2 separate regions of the Homo sapiens genome follow, and region 2 is linked to region 1. The links are chromatin contacts, found by Hi-C or POLR2A ChIA-PET in ENCODE. All regions are on one chromosome and are shown on one strand. The core of a region is the stretch at or near the end of the contact, and the rest is flanking DNA. Distances in the headings are between cores, read along the strand shown. Region 1 overlaps CERS6 (ceramide synthase 6). Region 2 overlaps CERS6 (ceramide synthase 6).

Evidence for each region. A loop is a pair of places that touch in the nucleus more often than their neighbours do. ChIA-PET counts read pairs that join two places held with the same protein, here RNA polymerase II (POLR2A). Pooled maps may share reads with other maps.
Region 2: a loop to region 1 is called in a map of heart right ventricle, with 5 times the contacts of the local background. The contact joins two enhancer-like sites. A Hi-C loop is called at or near these places in 20 of 168 maps with a recorded cell type or tissue (Right ventricle myocardium inferior, ascending aorta, astrocyte of the cerebellum and 7 more), 3 of 37 single-sample maps with no recorded cell type and 19 of 50 pooled maps. POLR2A ChIA-PET finds 5 or more read pairs at or near these places in 1 of 52 experiments (Panc1).

What each region holds. Positions count from the first base shown.
Region 1 is chr2:168,525,498-168,528,446 of GRCh38, reverse strand. The region is part of intron 1 of CERS6 (ceramide synthase 6); the gene reads right to left. Among named protein-coding and RNA genes, the nearest start is that of MIR4774, 56 kb to the left of the region's middle. Within about 2 kb of position 1,571, at least 10 of the 41 ENCODE cell types and tissues checked have a DNase peak (open chromatin) inside an H3K27ac peak, as active enhancers do; they include heart right ventricle, where a contact is called at or near this core.
Region 2 is chr2:168,633,964-168,636,912 of GRCh38, reverse strand. The region is part of intron 4 of CERS6 (ceramide synthase 6); the gene reads right to left. Among named protein-coding and RNA genes, the nearest start is that of MIR4774, 52 kb to the right of the region's middle. RefSeq lists an enhancer at 1,368-1,497. Within about 2 kb of position 1,417, at least 13 of the 41 ENCODE cell types and tissues checked have a DNase peak (open chromatin) inside an H3K27ac peak, as active enhancers do; they include heart right ventricle, where a contact is called at or near this core.

The DNA of each region.
Region 1 (2,949 bases), core at 322-2,821:
AAAGGAAACCCTGAGATGTCACAGAGGAGGTAGGAACAGCCACCAGCCCTAGGGCTGGGAGGAAGAGTAGGGACTGGGGAAGAACCCAGACCCCTGATGAGGGGGCAGCCCCCCACTAGAGATGGCTTTAAGAGATTGCTGGGGAAAAGTAAGAAACCAGAATCAATCATTGAAAACAAAACACTCCTGCTGGGTGTAGAACAGCTGCTGATGAAATAATTTTTAGGGCAGTGAAACTACCTTCTGTAATACTATAATAGTAAATACATGGTGCAATGGTTTGAATGTGTCCCTCAAAATTAACATATTGAAAACACAATCCCCAATGGAACAGTGTTGGAAGGTGGGGACTAATGGGAGGTGTTTAGGTCATGAGGGCACTACCTTCATGAATGGGTTAATGTCATGTAAAAAGGGCTCATGGAGGCTGGGCATGATGGCTCACACCTGCAATCCCAGCATTTTTGGAAGGTCTAGGTGGGCAGATCACTCAAGCTCAGGAGTTTGAGACCAGGCTGGGCAACATGGCAAAATCCCATCTCTACAAAAAATGCAAAAATTAGCCTGGTGTGGTGGTGCACACCTGTAGTCCCAGCTACTTGGGAGGTTGAGGTGGGAAGATTGCTTGAGCCTGGGAGGTGGAGGGTACAGTGAGCTGAGATACTACTACTTAAGTCTAGCCTGGGCAATAGCGCCAAACTCTAAATCCAAAAAAATGGATGGCGGGGGGGCCCTCAAGGAAATGAGTTCACTCCCTCTTGCTCTTCTGTTCTTCTGCCATGGGAAGAACGGCATTCCTCCACTCCAGAGGATGCAGCCTTCAAGGTGCCATCTTGGAAGCAGAGACTTGGCCCTTACTAGCCACCACACCCGCCACTGCCTGATCTTAAACTTCCCAGCCTCTAGAACTGTGAGAAATAAATTTAATTCTTTGCAAACTACCCAGTGTCAGGTATTTTATTACAGCAGCATAAAATGGACTAGGACACATGGCATTATAAATCTGCATAAACCCACAGAATGTACAACACCAAGAAGGAACCCTAAAGTAAACCATGGACTTTGGGTGATAATAATATGACATAGGTTAATCGACTGCAACAAATGTACTCTCTGCTGGCAGATGTTAATAACAAAGGAGTCTACGCATGTGTAGGGACAGGGATATGGGAAATCTCTGTACTTTCTAATTCAATCTTGATGTGAACCTAAAACTGCTCTTAAAAATAAAGTCTGTTTTTAAATAAAGAAGAAAAATCCACTGATGCTAAGGGGATACTTTCAGGAAAGGAGGCAAACAGGATAAGCATGTCCAGTCTTCCTCTTCCAGCCAAGCAGCCTCCCTCTAGAACCTTCTGTTGACAGAAACTATAGGGAAGAAGCCGGCAAAGGAGAAACATGGTTTTAGAGCCTCAGCCCCAGTGTCACAAACAAAATATGAAGGGTGGATTTGGAGCCAAGAGATAATGGCTTAATAACCAGCACAGAGTGTTCTTCACGTGTTCAAACGCTTCAATCTGGGGATGCTCCTGCCAACTGGGCATCTATCTTCACTTGCTTTTTATAGCACAGGCTAATACAGAATTTGTTGAAGGCTGCTGGATAAGAAACTAAAGAGATACTAACTGACCAGGACATTTATTTTCTCCCTCTCTCATTCAAAACCTTCTGCTGTCAGGCCACTCGCACAGGGTGTGGAAACATCTGCATTCCAAACAATTTACTGTTTGTATTAAGAAGCCTCATTGTATAAAAAGCAGCTAAACAGCTTTAAAGGCAAGCTGTCATAGGTTCAAATCCTGATTTGATCACTTACTAGCTGTGAGATATTAAGTTAGTTTACCTCCCTGAGTCAGTTTTTCTGTAATACAGTTATATCACCTGGACCATATGGCTGTTTAAAGAATTAAATGATACACTGGTGTGAAGTGCCTGGCACATATACAGGCAAATGCTGGTTTTCTTCTCTTTGTATGAGAAAAATAACATATCAATAAGTTAAAGAGCTATTAATAACCAGCTTTTCTTTTTTGAGCTCTTCATCGTGTACTTCCAGTTGGTCTATGAACTGCTTGTGCTTCTAGGAGAATATCCCCTCAATGCCAGAAAACCTAAACAGCAATGGAAACTCACAGGATTAAAATCAAAGAGAAGCTCAAATAAGAGGCCTTAGAGAGCAAACTTTGAAGCTAACAAAGGCAAAACACAGCTTACTCATAAGGAGCAAATAGGAGAAAACAGAATGAAATATTCACTTGGCTCTTAATAAGGAAACATGCATATCCTCTTGGGGGACATTTTGTTTTCTTAATGCAAATTTGCATTACCCAAACAATGGATACAGATCCACATTATTTTTTAAGAGATTAGTATTCTCTTGATTTATTGTAATCCTTAAATAGCCACAACCCTAGGGGCATCATTAGAAAGCACACTGAGTGGACATAATGGTATTAAACTCTCAAAATTCTTTGATAGGAGCATTTATGAGAAATAACCAAATGTGCAAGTAAATATCAAAGCTCAATTAAATTTTTAAAATGAAGGTCATTTCCATTTAAAGCTCAGTGGTAGACTCAATCAATGAGGCATTTTCCTAAGGGGCAACAGCTCATAGAGTGACTTAAATGAGTTCTTATTTAAAGACCTGCAGAGAAGGGTCATAAAATGCTAGTAATGATGGTGTGATAATTGTAAGAAAAGGGCATTTTACCATAAAAATTTTTTTGAAAGGCAAAAGTCAAGTTTTTCTTTGTCCCCATTAGGGACTTACCAAAATAAAATCATTTCACAGGGGCTCGGGCCGTTGTATAGGACTTTGAATACCCTCTGGCCCAAAAGCCCATTGAATGTTTAAATTTCCTCAAGCCTCGTCATCACTGACAAGGGATTATTTACCCCATTACAAGAATTGTGACCCAAGAACCATAAGCATTGGTATTTTCTGGT
Region 2 (2,949 bases), core at 168-2,667, 110 kb before region 1:
ACCCAGGCGTTCTGACGGCCTCTACAGGGCCTCACAGTCACATTATCCTTGGTTTCTCACTGGCCTTGGAATGCCCTCTCAGATAGAATGCCAGCCACAAGCCAACACAGAAGGAAAATGAGGTAGGGTAAATGAAAGGGACGAGGAGAATCAGAACATATGCAAGAGGGTAGATGTAGGTAGAAGAGGGAAAGGAAGATGCAATAAGCAGCAGCACTGAAGAATTTCCTTTCGTTATTCAAGATCTTTTTGTTGCAGATGTTTACCTATTTGTAAGCATCGAAGCACAGCCAGGACAACGGGTCTTACGGAGTAGGAGGCAGCAACAGAACAGTATTTTTTATGTGAAGGGATGACAATGGACTTACACAAATAATTCCCAGCAGAGACCACCTCTCTTTTCCCATCTTACAGATGAGAAAAATGAGCTTTCAGAGAGCAAAGGTTCCATTAAGTATAATGAGCAGGGTCAAGACTGAAATCTCAATCTTGACTTCCAACTTATCATTCTATACTGATGTGACTTTTAGTTTTCATTAGTAAGGTAAATTTACTAATAAAAAGTTACTTAAACTGCTAGCTTTTTAAAACTTATCTAAGTTGTTGTTGTTGTTATTGTTTTTAACCTAGACAGTCCAAAGACAGCAAAACAGGCTTCCAGTTTTGCTTCGGGCAAGTCAATTCATCTTTCTGAAATTGGTTTTTGTTTTCTGAAATGGGAAATTTGGGATAGGTGATCTTTAGGGTCCCTTCCCAATGTTAGTATTATATATCATGTGCACTTCTTATAGAAGTATTTCATGGGGGTCATTTTCATTAAAACCAAATTTAAAGCCTCCTTAAACAGCAACATAGTCCAAGCAATTTTAAGATTTTTAAAATGACACAGAGAACAAAATCTTAAATGGACTCATATTCTAATGGCTAGACAAATTCTATTTTCAGTCTCAAAATAGGCAAAAAAAATTACAATCTTGTTCCCATTTCAGAAAGATTCCGAACTAAGCAATAAACAAAAGAGAACATCTCAAAGTATGAAACCAGGGAACACTTCGTGGCTTTGTGTGTTGAATTTGAGAACACCGCATGAAGAATGAAAGGCTGCACCTTAGTTAAGGTTGGATTCAGAAAGTCTAAGGGAGTGGGCAAAGGACTCAGTCTGACGGGGCACTCTCAACCACAAGTTTTCACCCAGCAGTTAGTCATGAAGTCAATGTAATGGGGCAACCTTCATGTTTTAAAAATGTAATAAAATAGGTTATAATAAGATTTATCAGAGTACATTTCAGAATGCAGCAATATGAGACAATTGGGCTAGTTATTGAGATACTGCTGCCGGTCTCAGAGCAGAGACTGTGCAAGCCGCACTTCTGCTGGCTTTAAGGAGCTGGTGCCTTGCCAAGTTTAGCTTCTTAGAAGCACTTGAGGAAGGCTGGAAGGCTGCAAGAGGAAGATGGGACTTGCTCCTTTCTGTTTTGCTTCTAGTTCTTGTCATCACGTTCATCCCCTGCCTCCACACCCACCCAGCAGTGCATCTTCACTCCAGCAGTAGCAGTTCATTCCAGCAGCAGCAGCTGGTTCCAATTTGTAGTTTTTCCACATTCCCAGAGCCAAGCCCCTCATGCTCCCTCAGGGACACCAGCTGGTCAGTGTCCCCTTGTCAGAAGTCTTCTCTGGCTCCATGGCTCTTCCTTTGAGCCTCTATGTTCTGTAATCCCCTTGTCCTCACAGTGGCAGTGCCTTCCTGCTATTACTACCTCCACTATACCTCAGTGGGGTGCTAATGGGTGAGGCCCAGTCCTTGAAATGTCTGTTACAAGTCCACAACAACATAAGGAGCTTACACTCGAGGTAAATTAACTGGATCACTAAGCACACTGTTTTCAGCTAACTTTTCTTCATAGATAGACTTTTTCAAAAATCAGGAGGAGCTGCTTTACATTCAGGTGCAAGCTTCTTATCTCATTGCAGACTGGTAGTAAACAGTAGATCAATTTACTTTGAGCAACACAGGCTTGATGGTTCCCTCTGGTTAATGATTCTTTATATTACAGTCACTCCTAAAATTAACTTCTGGGGTTTCTATCTCCTATGGACCCCTGACTGATATTGAAATTAGACATAGGTATATCTTGAGTAACTTTTCTTTTACATACATGCGTGTGTGCGAAATGAATTGTGATACAAAATGTACCACATGTGTCGGGTGTGGTGGCTCACACCTATAATCCCAGCACTTTGGGAGGCCGAGGCAGGCAGATCACCTGAGGTCAGGAGTTCGAGACCAGCCTGGCCAACATGGTGAAATCCCATCTGTACTAAAAATATAAAAATTAGCCTGTCATGGTGGCACAGGCATATAATCCCAGCTACTTGGGAGGCTGAGGCACAAGAATCGTTTGAACCCAGGAGGGGTAGGTTGCAGTGGGCCAAGATTGCACCACTACACTCCAGCCTGGGCGGCAGAGCGAGACTCCATCTCAAAAAACAAACAAACAAACAAACAAAAACCCCACATGATCAGACATGTAGTTTATAAGAAAAAATAGAACCTAGGAAAATGTGTTAATTTGTATGTGTACACTGTCTGCTAGGACTTCAGAGCACCTTAAGTATTTCTAGGTCTTCTTTAACAAAAGTATTTGACTCTGCTAATTATAAGTATGAGCAGACTCTCTTATATACAGCAATTATAGAATAAGATTATATTGTCAGGCTTACTTTCAACTGCTTAAATATTTCCTACCAACACAGCAGTAACTTTACTGAATAGTTCACTAACATGTCTGTAAGGTTGTTCTGTAGTGTCTACTTCCCTATTTTTTAGGGTAGAATAGGTGCTTATTAAACCACCATAGAAAATGAGACACAACAGGCTCATTTGACCTAAAGACAGAAGAAAACCGATCAGTGCAAGCTGTCAGGGATTCTTCTAACAGCACATGTAAT